Regions from separate parts of the Homo sapiens genome. Here region 2 is linked to region 1. Evidence: chromatin loops called from intact Hi-C (ENCODE). Cell type or tissue: K562. All regions are shown on one strand. Each heading gives the region's core, and the rest is flanking DNA. Links, peaks and the distances in the headings are about the cores only.

Region 1 (9,986 bases), core at 553-8,552:
ACTTTGGGAGGCTAAAGGGTGAGGATTGCTTCAGTCCAGAGTCTGAGACCAGACTAGGCAACATAATGAGACCCTGTCTCTACAAAAAAAATTAAAAATTGGCCAGGTATGGTCTTGCACGCCTGTAGTTCCAGGTACTTGGGAGGCTGAGGTACAAGGATCAATGAGCCTAGGAGGCTGAGGCTGCAGCATGCCATGATTGTGCCACTGCACTCCAGCCTGAGTGACAGAGTGAGACCATGTCAAAAAAAAAAAAAAATATATATATATATATATATATATATATATATATATATGCATGCTAAGCCTTTAGTAATTAATGTGGTATGGTATTTGTTCAAGGATAGACAAATAGATCAATGGCCATAATGGAGACTCCAGAAACAGACCCACACATATATGGCTACCTGATTTATGACAAAGATAACATGGCAATGCTGTGGGGGAAGGGACAGTCTTTTCCATAAGTGATGTTGGGTTTAGTGGACATTCATATGGGGAAAAAATGAATCTTTATAATCCTACCTCACACCATACACAAAAATCAAATCCAGACTGATCATAGATCTAATATGTAGGACTAAAATAAAACATTAGGTAACTATCACAGGAGGATATCTTCATAATCTCGGGGGCAAAGACTGTTTAACAATATACAAAAGCACAAACCATAGGAGAAGACTCATAAATTGGAGTATATTAAAAATTTTCAAATTACATTGCTCAAAATACATAATTAAGACAATGAAAAGGCAAGCCATAATAATCACTAGGTACTTCCACAGGTGAATGGATAAACAAACCATGGTGCATTCATGCAATGGAATACTACTCAGCAATAAAAATGAAGAACCATTGATTAATGAAACAACGTGGATGATTCTTCAATGCATTTTGCTAAATAAAAGAAGTCAGACACAAAGGGCTACATATTGTATGAGTCCATCCCAGAAAATGTAAAACCATAGGGCTGGAAAACAGATCATAGCTGTCAGTGGTTGTGGGAGGGGGAATGAGTTCACTACAAAGGAAATTTTGGGGGTGATGGAACTGTTCTCTAGGGTGCTGTGGTGCAGATAGAAGCCATGCCTTTATGCATTTCTGGAAACCCATAGAACTGTACACCACAGAGTGAACTTTACTGGATGCAAATCAAAGACAATATGGGATGATAGAGAATCCAGGATGGAATACAGGTCATGGCAAATGAAACCAACTGTATTACAAATGCATGACAAAACCTTCCTGAAAGGAGTGGAAGAAGAGGAAGTGACCAAGTAACTTTGAAAGGTGGTGTTTGACCAGGTACGTAGTCTAAAGACCAAAATAATATAAATAAACTTCTAGGGAGTATTCTAGGGAGTCATTCCAGGGAGTATTCTAGGGAGTGTATTCTAGGGAGTCAATTTGATTCTCACAGGGTTATGGATTAGCAATTCTTACCACAAGTATACAAAGAGTGAACAAATACATAAATAAATAACAAGTTATAAGTAAGATAAAATAAGTTATAAAGAAGCAAGAGGGAAGGCTAGATATGGTACTGGATTAGTCAGAGACATCAATATGAACTAATGGGTATTTTACTACATGTACAGATGGATAGATACAAAATAAATATTGATGTGTAGTATACATGGGTTAGTATACATACCTATATTTTCTAGCTTCTGTCTACCAAATAACTTTACAGTGGAGAAACTTAGAAATACCATCCTCACCAAATGATCAAGGTTAATATCACCAGTAATAGGTCATGTTGATGTCAGGTATCCCCTGGTATGATGCAATGAGAAGGGCGGTTCAGGCCAGGTGCAGTGGCTCACGCCTGTAATCTCGAGCTTGGGTGGCTGAGGCGGGAGGCTCACTTGAGGACAGGCATTCGAAATCAGCCTAAGCAACATAGTGAGATCCCATCTCTAAAAAATTAAAATAAGCTGGTGTGGTGTTCTGTGCCTGTAGTCCTAGCTACTCGGGAGGGTAAAAGGGGAAGATCACTTGAGCCCAGAAGTCCAAGGCTGCAGTGATCTATGATCGCTCCACTGTGGCATGGGCGATAGAGCAAGACCCTGTCTCTAAAAAACGGGGTGGGGTGGGGGGGTTCACTTCTGTGGTATTTGCACAAATCCATTACTTCTGTCTAATTATGAGAAAACATCTGACAGACCCAAGTTGAAAGATGTTCTACAAAAACACCTGGTCTGTGCTCTCCAAAAAATCATGGAAAAGCGAGACTGAGAAACTATCACAGATCAGAGGAACGAAAAACACGCAATGACTAAATGGAAGGTGGGACCCTGGAGGGGATCCTGACACAGATCAAAAAACATGAGTGGAAAACTAGTGCAAGCCGAGCAAAGTTTGTATTGCATTAATACAATGCAAGCACTAATTTTTATTTCTTAGTTTTGAAAAATAAAGTAAATATAAAAATACCTATATAAAAATATAATAGGTATACAGGTCCTGTATACCTTTCACCCAGCTTTCCCTGATGTGAATACAGGGTGAAAGGTACACAGTCTTGTCTTACTAAATCTTAAAAGCTGGACTTGAAAATATCAATGATTTCAGTAACAAAACAGCATCCAAGAACAAAACTCAGTAACATTTAAATGAATGCAACAAAATTAAACACCTAACCATACAAAATTTACAGTGTTTAGCATCCAGTAAAAAATTATCCATCATGCAAAAAAAGAAGGAAAATAAGACCCACAACCAGTAGAAAAATCAGCTAAAGAAAACAGACCCATGCTTATGCCTGTAATCCCAGCACTTTCGGAGGCTGAGGCAGGCAGATCACTTGAGCCCAGGAGTTCAAGACCAGCCTGGGCAACATGGCAAAAACCCTATCTCTATTTTAAAAAAATACAAAAATTTACCAGGTGTGGTGGTGTGCGCCTGTAGTCATAGCTCTTCAGGAGACTGAGGTGGGAGGATCACTTGAGCCCAGGAGGCAGAGATTGCAATGAGCCAAGATTGTGCCACTGCACTCCAGCCTGGGCAACAGAGCAAGAGCATACCTTAAAAAAAAAAAAAAAAAGAAAGAAATATGAAGAAAACTACATCAATGCACAGCATAATCAAACTGCTAAAAAGCAGTAATAAGAAGAAAAATCAGAGCTGGACATGGTGGTTCATGCCTGGAATCCCAACACTTTGGGAGGCAGAGGCAGGAGGATCGCTTGAGCCCAGGAGTTCGAGACCAGTCTGGGCAGTTTAGCAAGACCCTGTCTCTACTAAAAATAAAAAAATTACCTGGGCATGGTGGTGCACGCCTGCAGTCCCAGCCACCTGGGAGGCTGAGGCAAGAAGATTGCTTGAGCTCAGGAGAACGAAGCTGCAGTGAGCTATGATCATGCCACTGCACTCCAGCCTGGGTGACAGAGCAAGACCCTGTTTAAAAAATATAAATAAAAAGAAGAAGAAAAATCTTTCTCCAGAGGCAGGAAACACACAGGTAGAGAGGAACAAAGATAAAAATGACACTAGGTCTCTTATCAGAAACTAAGCAAGCCAGAAGACAATGGAGCGATATATTTTACTCTCTGAGAGAAAGAAAAAAGTCTCTTATTCTACTCTTCTATACCCAGCAAAAATACCTTTCCAATCTGAAGACAAAATACTCTTTTTTTCCCCCAGACAAACAAAACCTGGGTGAATGCATCAGCAGTAAACCAGAGCTACAAAAAATATAAAAGGAAGTCCTTCTGACAGAAGGAAAATTCCAGAAGGAAGCCTGTTTCTGCACAAAGGAATGAAGAATATTAGAAATCATAAGTAGGTGAGTAAACATAAAGGGTTTTTCCCCTCATTTTGAATCCTTTTCAAGAAGACAAATTCACAATTATAGTTGGAGAGTTTAACATCCAATGATTGATAGAACAAGTAGGACCTCTAAAAATCATTAAGGATATGAAAGACTTAAAAAGACTACCAATCAACGGGACCCAATTGATATTTTACAGAACACGCCACCCCACACAGCAGAATATACATTTTTTTCCAAGTGTACTTAGAATATTTACCAAGATAGACCATATTCAGGGTTATAAAACCAATCTCAATGAATTTAAGAGGATTTAAAGCATACAGAAAATGTTATTTGAACACAACAAAATTAAATTAGAAATCAATAATAAAAAGATTCTTGAAAACCCTCAAAGTCAAAGAAATCATGAATAATTAGAAATTATTTTGAACTAAGTGAAAATGAAAACATAACATATGAAAATTTGTGGTATTCAGTGAAAGCAATGTATACATGGAAATTAATAGCATTAAATGCTTGAATTTTTTAAAAAAAGAAAGGTTTTTAATGTTTGTTCAAGTAAAAAAAAAAATGTCCTTCACCCCTTGTTGGCAGTCAGTCACCGGGGGAAAGTGTATCAGCTGGTGGATGGTGGAACCCATTCCACCCTGTGCTCCTGGGCTACCTGCAAGTGGCTGCCCGGAGGAAATGGAAGAGCTTATCACCACCCACGGTGACTTGGACGCCACAGGTAGATGAAGTTGCTGGACTCACCTGCGAACAGGGGAGTGGACGCCCTTTCAGGGAAGGCTCTTCTTCCTTCATCTCACTGCCTAGGAGGAATTCCTAGTTCTGGGTCTGAACCAGGATTCACCCTTCAGCACTAGAGTATCTCTACCAGAAGGTGGCAGTGTTGGGTCAGCATCATTCAGTCAGTTCACAGACCCAACAAGTGAGCACCTACTGTGTGCAGGCTGTGACGACCTTGCAGGCAGGTGGCAGGGACGATATTATCACTTCATTTTGCAAATGCAGGGTCGATATTATCACTTCATTTTACAAAGAGAGGAAACAGCTCAAGCCCAAAGAAGGAAAGCAACTAGCCAAACGAAGGTCAGGACTCAAATTCTGAATTCAAATGCCCAACTACAGTGCTACTTTTGACTCCATCGAGCATTTAATTAACTGTTTCCCAAGAAAATGTTTCAAAATCACACTCCCACCTACCATGCAGGCGGGGTTTGAGGAATCGCCATGAGTCCCATGACCCTGCCAGCCCGCAGTTACTCAGAGAACAGGCCAAGGGCAGGGGGGAGGCGCGGGGGAGGGCGAATGATGTGGCTTCTTCCTTTGGGAATGAAGACACAAAGCTCATCGTCTGAACTTCAAGTCCTTGCCGCAAATGCATCAGGGTGAGGTACTGAGCAACAGACACTGCGCTGAGTCCTGGGGCCCCCCAAAATGATGCAGACGCTGCCACTGCACTCCAAGAAACTCAGCCTAGGCACTTACAGATGTTTCTTCAGAACCAGACAGCGTGGGGAAGTATCTCAATCAAGCGCACGCAAAGTGCTATGACAAGAGCTAGGACAGGACAGTGAGGCTGGGAGGCAGGACGGACAAAGGGCTCGGAAGGAGAAACCAGGAAGAAGACAGAGGGGAGCAAAGCCGAGGCCAAATCCAGAAGGGAGGGAGATGTGGTGGAGGATTCAGGGAAAAGCTGTTCAGGGGAATGAGAAAAGAGGCAGGGCCAGAGGACTCCCCCCTCCTCCCGCGCCCCTCAAGCTGTCTCTTTCCCTTCCAGGGAATAAAAATGTGAAGGAGGAGAAGGCAGCAGTGGGGTTTAACTTGGACTCTGAAACCCCTCAGAGACTCTAGCTGGTTGGTATGACCCTCCCCAGGTAGAAAGAACCCTGAAATTTTCATTTCTGGGGCGCTGGGGTCCAGGGAGCATGGAGGGTGAGAAATTTATTTAGGTGAATGCACTTCCTCTATTGTCCGGGGCCCTGGAGGCATCTTTCCTGCTAATTATTTATAAGAAAGGGATAGCCCCTGTGTTTGAGATGCTCAACCTTCCTGAAGTCTAAAAACAGAGAGGCTCAAATGGGAGCTGTCTCCTAGTGACAGATGGGCTGGCAGGGTCAGGCTAAGGATGTGTCCTGCCGGCAGCTGGAGGCGGATCGCTAATGGAACAAATAGGGAAGAAAGGCAGTAAAAATGTTAAATATTATTAAACAGCCATGGGATCATGTGGCTTGAACCTGACTCAGACCCACCAAACCAGTCCTCCCCAGATTCCAGGCCAACAGGTACCTGCCACTCCCTGGAGGAAACTTCCCAAAGAGCCATCTGCCCTAACTACCTCTCCTAGGTGGAGCTCAAAGGACTGCAGGCCTGAGGTTTTGGGGGCCACCTAGAAGCCTGGTCTTGCGTTGTGGGAGATTTGGGGTAGGCAGTGGAGCGAGCAGAGGCTCTGGAGTCAGATTGACTCTAAAAAGTTAGTATAATGACTTCTTATTTGACATCTACAAGATTTTCCCATCTTGCAGCTTTTGACTATATTTATACAATCTCAATATTTTAATAGTGCAACTTGCCCGAGCAAAAAAGAACAAAAAAGATAACCAAAAATCAATTGTCCCCTCACTTGTTCATCAACATCTATTACAGGAGAAACAAAACTTACCCGTATTGTAGATAAATATCTATCCACGTTTGTACATTACCATTTTTAATAGCTTGTGATCAACTCTACAATATCTTATAACACATTAAACAATATTCAAATTCCTAGATAACAACACAACAAAACAAGCTGTGTGACCTCCATTTCCCCATCTGTAAAATGGGTAAAGTCATAGCCTTGTTCACAGGGTTTTGTGGGGCTCGAATGAGATTATATTTGCAAAACACCTGGCACTGCCAGGACCCGGATAAACATTTGCTACCATGAATAACCCCCACCCCACTTCACCTGTCCTCCATCAGCACCACCAGCACCACCAACACTCCTGGCTCTGGTAGAGCTGTTCATTTTGAGCTCCAAGCAAAGCTGTTACCTGGGCCAGCGTGTGTCCAGGGGTTCACCCTGCCTGCCGGAGGGCAGCAGAAATGTGTGTTCTGGCTCTTCAGATGCTGACTTTGGCCAGAGGCTTGGCTGGCCAGCCAGGCTGATGTGAATGTCACCTCCACGTGAAATCTCCAGGGGACTCAAAGGAGAGCAGCTCTGGCCGGGCGCGATGGCTCACGCCTGTAATCCCAGCACTTTGCAAGGCTGAGACGGGTGGATCACCTGAAGTCAGGAGTTCAAGGCCAGCCTGGCCAACATGTTGAAACCCCACCTTTACTAAAAATACAAAACTTAGCTGAGCTTGGTGGCGCATGCCTGTAATCTCAGCTACTCAGGAGGCTGAGGCAGGAGAATCCCTTGAACCCAGGAGACGGGAAGGTTGCAGTGAGCTGAGATTGCACCACTGCACTCCAGCCTGGGCAACAGAGTTAGACTCTGTCTCAAAAAAAAAAAAAAAAAAGGAGAGTGGGTCTGGTGAGAAGGGGGTGAGAAGGGGGCTCACGTGCTGTGTACCTACCTACATTTCACCTCGCTCTGCAATTGAGGCTAGAGAATGACAGAGGCACTAACACATTGGCTGTGTGTCTGAGTCCCACAGGGAATTTGAAACAAAATTCAGATGCCTTAACCCTAGCATAGACTTTCCGAGTCAGCACCTCTAGGCCTAAGGCCCAAGAGTCTGTATCTGAATAAGCTGCCTGGGTTTCTCCGTGGACAATCCTTAGACTACATCCACTAAATGACCTGATCGAACTCCCAGGGCCACTAAATGGCAGAGACATGACACCAGATGCTGTCAGGCTGACTCCCAGGCTGCCCCATCCTTGCCTGGACAGAGCCTGCCACCCAACAGGGGTGGCGATGCGATGGGGGCTGTGGGGAGAAGTGGTGTGAAGCGCAGACCACACCCAGCCTCACTCCAGTGCAAACCACCAACCTGGAAACAGTGGTTTGGCACAGATCTCACCAAGCCTTCTTTCTCTCCCTGCACTCCCCAGCACCCCTGTCTCGTGGGTGGCCGGGCCCTGCAGAGGTGGCATAGCACATCACCCCCACCCCGGGGCCCACCCTCTTCTCACCTCTCCCTCTCTTGCTCTCTCGTCGCTCATGGTCACTTCCACCTGAGATGAGCTGTCTCTCCTGCAAGCCTGTCCTTTAACTGGCTTCCCTCTTCTAATTTCTGCCAGATTTTTTTAGGAAATGTTTCTATTGACAACCGCAGCCCTTTTGACAAAAACCACTTCTCCCAGAGCCCCAAATAAAGCACTGTTGTTAAATGGATGACTCTAGTTTTATTCTACCGCTTTGCTGGTTTTATCGAATTACGACGGTAATGAGAAAAAGATTATTATTGACACTAAAACAACTGGTGTGGGGGAAGGTGAGTCCTGTGAGTGGGGACGCCCCTCTGGTCTGAACAGGCCTGGGTGGAGGCAGGAGCTGGTGCCCAGTACAGAGAGAATGGGGCCCTTACAGGCACTCCAGGATAGAGGCTGAGGAGGGCAGGGGGAAGAGGAAGGGGAGAGGCAGCAGCGGATGCAAATGCTACAAGCCAGGGCCCTTACAGAGACCACCTCCCTCCTCTCCCCACCTCCCTCTCCCCAGCCTTCAGTGGTGCTGACCGAAATTCACACAGTGCTTGACATGAGTGGAATTTTTGCAGATGTCAGTGAAGAGGCCGAGAGTTTTGTCTGGGTGAATGTGAAGCGAAGCAGACATGCAGGAGACGGAGGCAGAGGGAACAGAAGGAAGATGTAGGAGCCCCTCTTCTTGTGAACCTCACTCCCACCCCAGACAAAAGAACAGAAAGATAGGGGAGGACCGCATACGCTCTTGGGCCAGAGAGGAGGAGGGAAGGGATTTCACAGCCATTTCAACTCCATTTTTCAGGGCGGGAAGGTCCCAGGCGCAACAGGGCTCCAGGTCTGGGCGCAAGGTTATTTTCTCAATTTTAATGCTGTTGTACTATGAGTAGCTTCAATGCTTGTGGCTCAGGCTGGGAACTTAAACACAGTTTATACGTTTTCCCACGGAAAACACAAACAAAGTTCCGAACAACCAATATGAAAACCCTTTAAAACACAATCTGTACCTGTACTTTACAGGCAGTTAGTTCAAAGCAAGAGACTGTAACTAACAGGATGAAGTCACCCACTCAAGGGCAGACCAGGCAGCGGAAGCTTAGAAAACTGCCTAGAACATTCGCTCCTCTGCTTCTCGTGGGAGCAGGCTGGGTTCCGCTTGGAGTGGCAGGGCCCCGCTGTGCCTCCACGACCCTCCTGGTTCCGGCCTACTGTTTACAAGCAGCCTTCCTGTTTGTAAGCCGCCAGAGGTTCTCAGATGGTGTCAGGGCTGCTTTGCAGCTGTTTGGGGACACCCAGCACAGGGCACGCTGGGAACCATGTTCCCTGTGAACTCTGCAGGCTGTAGATCTTTGCATCAAGATAACAGTTCCTCTTTTATCAAACACATCTAAGCAACAATTGATCTATTTTGTCCCTCACTTTGAATCCACTGATATAAACAGAAATGGACTCGCACTGCAGCCTCCTCTCACCAATAGCCGCCTCTCCCCCTGCCCACCCACTGCCCCACGCTCAGTGACTCTTTAAACAACGGAGTCTAAACCTAAGCAACTCAAAGGCCTTTTAATGTTTCAGTCCTTGACATTTTGGACTATTGGATTTTTGAAACCCCCAGCTTTCTGTTCTTCTCTCTCCTGTATCCTGGGGACTTTGCCCCAATAGTATCAGGCTGCCCTTGCCTGCTAAGGGCTCTGCCAGCCAGCCATGATTTACCTTGGCATTTATTAAGTACCCAGACCTCTGGGCACCACACCTTATCTATACCTTCCCTCGGGTCCAAGAAGGGCAGAAAGGAAGGCAGGAAACTGGTGCTTGTTAAATATTTACTGTATATCAGGTGCTGTGTCAGCCAAATTCACATCTATTTGTCCATTAATCCCTTACAAGAAACCAAGCAGTCAATAGCAGTAAGTCCATTGTATAGATTAAGAAAACTGAGGGGTGAGGAGGTTAAATTACTTAACCAAATAAGAGGAAAGGCAGGAATTTGATCCCAGGTCTGTGTGACCCTCAAACCTGAGCTCCTTCCCTGGAATGTTTTCCAGGAAAACGCTGCATTGCAATGGAAAAAATACAC
Region 2 (9,986 bases), core at 641-8,640, 240 kb after region 1:
GAAAAAAAAAAAAACCCTGCAGACCCATCATCCAGACAACCGACATTTACAATCTGCTAAATTTCTGTCCAGGATTTTTTCTTTGTGTAGCCTTTTACCAATAGCATTTTATTTACACCTATATTATATCTCATACCCTCGTTCATCTCTTATAATAGTTCTCTGTGTCCTCCACAAGATTTTATGTTCCCTGAGGTCAGGAAAACCTGAAAAGTTTTTGTATTTCATATGGTTCTTGATATAACACCTGGAACTTACTAGGGTCTCAATAAGTGTTTATTTGACAGAGATGAATAAAGAAGAATCTTCACCATATCAAATCTATATCTGCTAGAGAAAAAAAAAATCACAGAATGATTAAGAAAAAATATGCATTATGAGAAACTTATTTTAAAGAGTTTACATCAGAAAAAGATGATAGGAATGGGCTGAAGACCTTAACAAGAGCAAGGACAAAGAGTTACTAAATTTACATGAGGGCTGCATGGCTGGTACCTCCTGGTCATCACATTGCTCAGAGGGCTAAATCTTTGGCCAGGCTAGTCCAGGAACTAGGCTGAGAGACCTGCACAGAGCATGTGGGCTATTCTCCCAGGGTGGGCCTACAGAGCCTAATGTGAGTACATTTCCTCAAGAGAGCAAGCCACAGATGGCACTTTATAGTGTGAATGCCACCTGTCCATGCTGACTGTTAGGCAAGGGGTCCTATCCTTCTGCAGAGTTAAATAAGATCACAAGATTTGTTAGGTGAATAAAGAACTCCAGACACAAGATTAGTCCTCATCCTTAGGGCTGTTTCTTGTGAAAGTTGTCAGAATCAAAATGGAGTCACTAATCTAAAAAAAAAAACCTGACAAATAGAGCTGGGTTTGAAGAGAGGCCATGAAGAGAGGGCTCTCATGCTTATATGCCTGATAAAAACTATCACAAAGACTGCAAAACCGCAACCTTGCGCAAAGGCTATGGCTACCTTACACACACAAAACTATTTCCTCCCACAAGGACATCTGCTCAGAAACTGCCTGTCTAATTCCATGCTGTTATTGATCTTTGTAGCCAAGGAAAATTATTTCAAAATAATCATGTAATCCTCATTTTTCCCTTTAAAAACCTTTGTCTTCCATTACCTCCCAGAATATGCACATAGTTTACTATGGCGCATGTATTTCCATTGCAATGCTCTACTCCCAAATAAATATCTTTATTTTACAGAACTTCTCTTTGTTATTTGGCATTCTCTTCATATTATGGTAAATCCTACTTTAATTTTCCTAGTTTACTGTAAGAACTATACCTATTATAAGTTTCAGCACTAGAGGTTTGGACAGTTCTATGCTTTTCTTTGTTCTGCCTCATGAGGGCTTTTGAGAAGACAAAAGTCAGAAACTCTAGAACTTCCATCTCCGTAAGGAGTAAGGCAAAACGCTGGCTCTCTGAACCACAACTACAAAGTTGCATACATAATTTTACAACCAGACTCTGCCACCAGACTCTCCTGGTCATTCTCAAAGACTTTGGATCAGTACAACGTCCTCCCTCTACCCAGGTCATGGAATCACAGAGTTCTACTTTTATTGGCCATTTTCTTCCCTCCATACTCAAGAGGAAGGATTCTCAAACAAGCAATGAAACTCCTTCTCTAGCTTACATCAGCTTGCAATTTAAAACTGTATTTCCAGATGAAGTTATGCCAGTATTTGACTGGAAAGGTTTTCAATAAACTTCTTAATTCATTCTTTCTTTCTTTCTTTTCTGAGACAGAGTCTCACTCTGTTGCCCAGGCTGGAGTGCAATGGCATGATCTCTGCTCCTTGAAACCTCTGCCTCCTGGGCTCAAGCAATTTCTCCTGCCTCAGCCTCCTGAGTAACTGGGGTTACAGGCACCCACCACGAAGCCTGGCTAATTTTTTCTATATTTAGTAGAGATGGGGTTTCACTATGTTGGCCAGGCTGGTTTTGAACTCCTGACCTCAAATGATCTGCCCACCTTGGCCTCCCAAAGTGCTGGGATTACAGGCATAAGCCACTGCACCCGGCCTAAACTTCTTAATTCTTTAACTCATCTTTTCTATACCTGGAATCCAGAGGAATGGCAGATTTTACACACCACAACTATCATGTTTCCATCAATCCAGGTGATGTGCAATTTCAAGGCTAATGGCTGCTAAGAACTATCCATACACACAAAGAAAGAGCAAAACCCGACGACTCTCTAAGCCTCAGATCAAATAATAACAAAAATAATTCACATTGATATAATGCTTTATATGCAATTCAAAGCTAAGCAATTTCTCTTTCCCTCCCTCCCTCTTTCTTTCTCTCTCTTTCTTTCTCTTTTTCTTTTTTCTTTTCTTTTCTTTTCTTTTGACAGGGTCTCACTCTGTCACCCAGCCTGGAGTGCAGCGGCATAAATAATGGGCTCACTGCAGCCTCAAACTCCTGGGTGCAAGAGATCCTCCCACCTCAGCCCCCCAAGTAGCTCAGACTGCAGGCACACACCACTATGACCAGCTAATTTTAAAATTTTTTTGTAGAGATGGGAGCTCACTATGCTGCCCAGGCTGAACAATTTCTGAAATGTTATCTCATTTGATCAGGTGCCCTAAGGCATTATCCGATCCTCAGGCACTTTGCCTCGACTCAAGTGAGTTCAATTCCCAGCACAAACATTTGCTGACACATCTCAAAGAACACTTAAATTATAGCCAGTCTGAGTACAGGCTCTCCTCCCTAAGAGAAAAAAGCTGAGGTGAGTTGGGGGGATGATGTATTTATTCACCTTCTAGTTCTGGCACACCAGGTGCGTGTGGTAAAACACCCACTGTTGAGCGGAGACTCCCTGGCTGCGGGTAGCTTGGCCCTCTTCAGGAAGTGGGGCACTGAATTACAGGTGCACAATCCTGGCATACTGTGTCCATGCCAAAAAGGGATGGGAGAGGGAGACAGGTAGGCTCTGGTTTTGGATTCTGGACACACAGAACAAAACATCCAAAGCTCATTTGAGGGACCTCGGTCCAACTACAACTCCTGGTACCCCGATACCTGGTAATAAGATCAGGTACCCAGATCTTGTGAGGAATCTGGCTAAACACCTGGCAAGTTTGGTGGGTCAAGATTCCCAGGAGAGGGATGGCAAAGATCTCAAGGACTATTTCCACTTGGTGTATGATAAAACCAAGTAGAGTTGTTTTATTTCTACCAGGACTATGATCTGTCTACTGTAATTTCACGCTTCATGGACATTTATTTCACTGAACAGATAATAACAATTGTAATTGCTAACAGTTTTAATTGCAGTACATGTGGCTTTTTTTTTTTTTTTTGGAACGAAGTTTCACTCTTGCCCAGGCTGGAGCGCAGTGGCGCGATCTCAGCTCACTGCAACCTCTGCCTCCCGGGTTCAAGCGATTCTCCTGCCTCAGCCTCCTGAGTAGCTGGAATTGAAGGCACCTGCCACCACGCCTGGCTAATTTTTATATATTTAGTAGAGATGGGGTTTCACCATGTTGACCAGGCTGGTCTTGAACTTCTGACCTCAGATGATCCACCCGCCTTGGCCTCCCAAAGTGCTGGGATTACAGGCGTGAGCCACCACGCCCGGCACATGTGATTTCTTTAATCCTCATTACACCTCCAAAGGTAGGTGCTCTGTTCTAACAGTACACTTCAATTGCACGGTGCTTTACATTGTCAAATTTTAAGCCTATTCATTATAAACCATTGACCAAACACTGAGCATGTGTCTCATACACAGGCACCTGATGTACATTTCCTCATGCACTCCCTACAGCCACCCTGTGGGTAGGAACTGAACTACCCTACTTGCACAGAGGAAGAAACCCAGATGTAGAGAGGCTGCATAACCTGACCAGGATCCACAGCTGAGAGAGTGATTCAGGGGGGTGTCAAAAGGAGGCCCACCATCTCCACACTCTGGGACTTTATCCAGCCTTTTTTGATCCTCAAAATAACAGAACTGGTCACTACTGCACTACAGTGGGGAAGAGAACATCCCCTGATGGAGGTGACTTCTCCCAGGTCACACAAGCACTTGCCCCACTTGGCCACATGGGCCAAGCCCTCTGAGACACTGGAGGTTTGAACAGTAGGATGCCTGGTCACCTGGATGCCTTACAGGGCTTTTTACCTGAAAGTGGGGAAGCAAATGAATCTAATTCTACAAATCACCAAATTCTACCCCATCACACAGTGGATGCTGCCTTGAAAATTATAACTCAAAATAACTTCCAATCCATACAATCCAACAAGAAAAAAATACCACCAACTAAAAAAAAAAAAATCAAAGTAACCATAATAGACTTGAGAAAAGGGAAACTGTAAATGGAATAATGTTTAGTAACAGGTAGTGTGGTCTAATGGAATAGACACAGAACCTGGAGTCAAACTGGGACTTTGATCTTAGCTCTGCCCCTTTGAGCTGTTTGACCCTGGGGAAGTTACTTCACGGTCCTGTTTCCCTCCTCCATAAAGTGAATGTCATGATCTCTTTCTCACAGGTGTGCTGTGGGATTAAATGAATAATATACATAAAGTATGCAGGAAATGCTCAATAGCTTTTGCTTTTTTTTTTTTTTTTTTTTTTTTGAGACGGAGTCTCACTCTGTAGCCTAGGCTGGAGTGCAGTGGTGCAATCTCAGCTCACCACAACCTCCACTTCCCAGGTTCAAGAGATTGCCCTGCTTCAGCCTCCTGAGTAGCTGGGATTACAGGTGCCCGCCACCATGCCTGGCTAATTCTTGTACTTTTAGTAGAGAAGGGATTTCACCATGTTGGCCAGGCTGGTCTCAAACTGTTGGCCTCAAGTGATCCACCCGCCTCAGCCTCCCAAAGTGTTGGGATTACAGGTGTGAGCCACAGCACCCAGCCTAGCTTTAATTCTTATTTAGGTAAGTTCTGATTAATGCAACTAAAAAAGAAAAATTAGGGCCAAGGGCAGTGGCTCAAACCTGTAATCCCAGGCTGATGCAGGAGGATTACTTAAAGACAGGAGTTTGAGACTAGCCTGGGCAAAATAGTGAGACCTCATCTCCCCAGAAAGATTTTTAAAATGAGCTGGGCTGCAGTGAGCTATGATTGTACCACTGCACTCCAGCCTGGGTGACAGAGTGAGACCCCATCTCTAAAAAACAAAAACAAAAGAAAGCTCAACGGAGGAACTGGCTTCATAAAAAGAATATCAGGGAAAGGTAGTAAGGGTATTTCTTACTGTTTTTGGTTTTTTGTTTTTTGTTTTTTTTTTTTTGAAATAGAGTCTTACTCTGTCACCCGGGCTGGAATTCAGTGGCGTGATCTTGGCTCCACCTCCAGGGTTCAAACAATTCTCCTGCCTCAGCCTCACGAGTAGCTGGACCACAGGCGTGCACCATCACACCAGCTAATTTTTGTATTTTTAGTAGAGACAGGGTTTCGCCATGTGAGCCAGGCTAGTCTCAAACTCCCGACCTCAGGTGATCCACCCGCCTTGGCCTCCCAAGTGCTGGGATTACAGGTGTGAGCCACCACACCTGGCCTTACTGGCTTACTTCTTTGGATTCACCTAATAAATAAAAATTAAATTTGGGGGCATGGGTGAGAGGATTCTTTCCTATGTTCTCAGCTCCTCCACCAGTAGGGGCTCAGTAAAGCCCTGTGTTGTGGAAAATGACAGGTAGGGAACCAAAAGGTGATTAAAGATCTGGCTCTTAGAGTAATTCTTTTGTTCCCTGAAGGTGATTGTTTGACTTATGTTTCTTGTCCTCATTATTATTCTTTCTAATACTCGAATTTTATTTGTTAAGGGAGAAAAAAGGCTTAAAACAAAGCCTCATTATCCTCATCTGGATAATGATGGCATTGTGAGACTATGCAATTTCTTGCTTTGTTTGGCTTAAAGAACCTCTATATGTGCGTGAAATAAATGCCAATTTAACGTTTTAGATTTCTGCTACAAGGCTGGGGCAGCTGGAATCATCCAGCAGTTCCTCCTTTATGCTGGTTTGTGGCCATTCTCGTTCCAAGAGAAGACAAACTTGCATTTCAAAATTAAACTCTGAAATTTAAAAATAAAAGCAGGAAAAAAAAAAAAACCAAAACTTTCCTAGGCCAGAAGGAATGATTTAAATTTTCGGAGAGCTCCTTGGCGTTTCAAGGGTAGTGATAAACCATTGGAATTTACTTTGATGTTTCAGCTCTAGCACAGCACCCCCTCAGCCTCCCCAGGCCTCCTCCTCCATCCCCTGTGTCTGACTGGGTAGTTACTGCTCTGGGGCCTGGAACCCTTCCAGTCTCATTCCCCTGTTTGTGTATCTGAATATCTCTATGTCTTTAGATCTTCTTCATGCTGCCTCTGTTGTCCTGTCTCCCTCTCCCAAAGTCTGTTTGTCTGTCTTGTTGCCCCCCCGGCCCCGTGCTTTTTAAATTTGGCTCCTGCTTTGTGGCACTGTCTTGAATACACAGGTTTGACTGCTGGTTGACATTTATTTATTTGTTTGTTTGTTTATTTTGAGATGGAGTCTTGCTCTGTTACCCAGGCTGGAGTGCAATGGCAAGCTCTCAGTTCACTGCAGCCTCTGCCTCCCGGGTGCAAGCGATTCTACGGCCTCAGCCTCTGGAGTAGCTGGGATTACAGGCCTGTGCCACCACACCCGGCCAAATTTTTTTTTCTTTTTTTCTTTTTTTCTTTTTTTCTTTTTTTACTGAGACGGCGTCTCGCTCTGTCACACAGGCTGGAGTGCAGTGGCCCGATCTCGGCTCACCACAACCTCCGCCACCCGGGTTCAAGTGATTCTCATGCCTCAGCCTCCCGAGTAGCTGGGACTACAGGCGGTTGCCACCACACCCAGCTAATTTTTTGTATTTTTAGTAGAGATAGGGTTTCGCCATGTTGGTCAGGCTGGTCTCAAACTCCTGACCTCAGGTGATCCACCTGCCTCGGCCCCCCAAAGTGCTGGGATTACAGGCCTGAGCCACCGCACCCGGCCTATTTTTTTTTCTTTCTTTTTTTTAGATGGAGTTTTGCTCTTGTTGCCTAGGCTGGAGTGCAATGGCGTGATCTCGGCTCACCACAACCTCTGTCTCCCGAGTTAAAGTGATTCTCCTGCCTCAGCCTCCTGAGTAGCTGGGATTACAGGCATGCGCCACCATGGCTGGCTAATTTTGTATTTTTAGTAGAGACGGGGTTTCTCCATGTTGGTCAGGCTGGTCTCGAACTCAGGTGATCCGCCCGCCTTGGCCTCCCAAAGTGCTGGGATTATAGGCATGCACCACCATGCCTGGCCTATTTTTTCTTTCTGAGACAGGGTCTCCCTCTGTCACCCAGGCTGGAGTGCATTGGAGCAATCTGGGTTCACTGCAACCTCTGCCTCCTGGGTTTAAGTGATGCTTTCACCCCAGCTTCCTGAATAGCTGGCACTACAGGCACTTGCTACCATACTCAGCTAATTTTTAAAATTTTTTTGCAGAGACAAGGACTCATTATATTGCCCAGGCTGATCTCAAACTCCTGGGCTTTGTGATCCTCCCACCTTGACCTCCTAAAGTGCTGGGATTATAGGCATGAACTACTGCACCTGGCCTCACTTTTTTTTTTTAATGGCTAACTAGACTTCACAATGTGTTCCCCACACTAGGGTTGTCACTGAGAAGTATAAGGAGCAAAAAAAGGTGAAAAGAGAAGGATGAGGAGGAAACTTAATATTATACAAAGCTCCTGGGAATACTGGAGAGCCCCTTTCCCGGGGGCACTTCGAGGAGGAACAGGTTGCCGCTGCAGAGGAAGGAACATCTGGGTTCCATGACTTGGCAACAGGCTCTCCTTGAGGGTCACTCACCGTCACAGGCTCTCTCTGCACTGGAGATCCGGCCTTCTGGAGGCTGGCAGGGAGGACGTGCTGAAGCAGGAAGGGCTCAGCTTTGCACCAGGCAGATGTCCTTTGGAATCCTGGCTCTGCTGCTTACAGCAGTGTGACTTCGCAGGCAAATCGTTTAACCTCTCTAAATCCAGATAGCCTCATTTGTAAGAAATGAGCAATGCTACCTCCTGTGTGGAGTAGCAAGGATTAAATGATGTGTTGTAAAACACCAAATAGACCCGGGCTCATAATAGGAGTTCAGACAGTGCGATTTTCCTCCCTCCTCCTTTCATGGTGGTCTTTAACTTGTATTTATTCTGAAGTTTGTTAAGGCTGTTGGGAACTCAGAACACATTTACTCATAAAAACCAGTAGCCCTGGGCTTTGTGAGGTCTGACCCCCAACCCCTGCCTAACTCACCATCCCCATTCTCTTCCCATCACCCTCATTCAGGGACTTGACTTTCAAGACATGGTGGGTTCTTCTGCTGTCTTCCAAATACCCGCTTGGGTTCCCCACCCATAAGCTTTTGCTCCTTCACCCCAGAATCTCAGACCTTTGCTTAGAACTGTCCATCAAATCAATATCCAGGTGAAATCCAAATTCTAGCTCCTCCATCTCCCAGTGTTATGCAGAACTGCTTTCTTTCTCGTCTGAATTCTTATTCTACTTTATCTGACCGAGTAGTAATATGAGCTTTATAATAAAAATCACAACATATTGCCTTTTGTGGCTGTTACTGTGGGGAGTGTCACATATTCTTATATCCCTCACACTGTTCAATAACCACTTTCTGTGGGATAAATAATAATAGCTGCATTTGTTGCATGCACACTATGCCAGGCAATGTGCTATGGCCTTTATCTACCTTTCTTCATTTAATTTCCACGACAAGGTTAAAAGAATGTATATGACCCCAGTATTCTGGGTGGAGCTAAGGGTCAGATGGAGTAAGTCACTTTCTCAAGGTCAAGTCGGCAGAAACTGAAGGAGCAAGGATTCCAACCCAGCAATGCGGGACTCCCAGCTCTGTGCTCTTTCTACTTCCCAGGAAACGGAGCCTAAGTTAGCAACAACAAACCGAAGTCGAGGACTGAGGACATATGCAACCCCCGGTTTGGGTGCAACCTTTATCAATATCCTAAACTGACAGATGACGTAGAGGCAGCCGTTTCGCTGACTAGGGAAGGTAGCCCAAGAAAGCTAAGATGCTAGAATCCAAATTTAAGGTCTACGAGACGCTGCAGAAAACATTTACAGTCACTAGAGGGCTCTCTCTCCCTTAAGCAAAAAGCGCAGCACCGCCCGCGCGCGGTAGTCTCGGAACCCCGCCGCCGGGAGGCCGCTGGCAGCTCCACGCCACCTCCCTGAAGCCCAGTCCATTTTGCCTACATCCCTGTCCGGGCAAGCCCTGGAGAATCCATAGGGCAGTGCCCCAAGCTGGAGCAGTTTTCACAGCCACATCCCGGGCTGCACTGGGTTAGGGATGCTTTGAGGTTCCTCTGGGGGCTCCCTGCTCTCTGCTTACCAAGCAGGCGGGAGTTGGGAAGGGGAGAAGGAGTGCAGACTCAGGGGTGGGGTAATCCAGAAATGCATCCCTCAAAGGCCAGCCTGGCCTGGTCCAGGCCCTAAGCTCTCTGGGGAAGGACGGCAGGGAACCCCGCCTTGGCGGGCTCTGCGGGTCCTGCGCCCGGGTAGATTTTGCTGAGATGGGGAGAGGGGACCCCCTCCACGCCCCCGGAGTAGTGAACACCATTTTGTTTGAAAGTATCCTGCAAAGAGAACCACCTCACGAGGCCATGGCTGCCAGGGGACTCCTCTCCCCACCGGATCGCCGGGGAGCCCGGGGAGGGAGGGATTCTGCAGCTGCAGCTTGGAGGTCCTTGATGCTGCATTTTAACGCGCATCGCAACGCCTTTGGAGTGACATTAAGTGCAAAGAGGCAAATGACTAATCCAAACTATTATTACAACTGCAGAAAATAACACAGATCAATGGCAAAGGCTTGAACCGGGATTAGCTAGGGAGGTGGGACAAACCGGGGATGATCCTTCCTCTCCTTTTTTAGATTTGTTTATTTTGGTAAATTATGTATGTATTTAAACATGAAGAAACAGGTGAAGCGAATGTAAATTG

What was found. A loop is a pair of places that touch in the nucleus more often than their neighbours do. Peaks named below come from ENCODE experiments on the same cell type or tissue, not always from the same donor. Only the 100,000 strongest peaks of a DNase experiment are listed, where the experiment ranks them.
Region 2: it touches region 1 in a loop (5-fold over the local background); 4 of 110 quality-filtered maps call a loop at or near these places.

The regions. Positions count from the first base shown.
Region 1 is chr2:26,600,974-26,610,959 of GRCh38, forward strand. The region is part of intron 3 of CIB4 (calcium and integrin binding family member 4); the gene reads right to left. Among named protein-coding and RNA genes, the nearest start is that of CIB4, 35 kb to the right of the region's middle. In K562, for the core only: a CTCF peak has its summit at 4,661 (motif pointing right); a DNase peak (open chromatin) is centred at 4,628; H3K27me3 peaks cover 2,878 bases.
Region 2 is chr2:26,837,355-26,847,340 of GRCh38, forward strand. No RefSeq gene overlaps it. Among named protein-coding and RNA genes, the nearest start is that of DPYSL5, 5.8 kb to the right of the region's middle. In K562, for the core only: CTCF peaks have their summits at 1,359 and 3,798; a DNase peak (open chromatin) is centred at 3,797; H3K27me3 peaks cover 3,080 bases.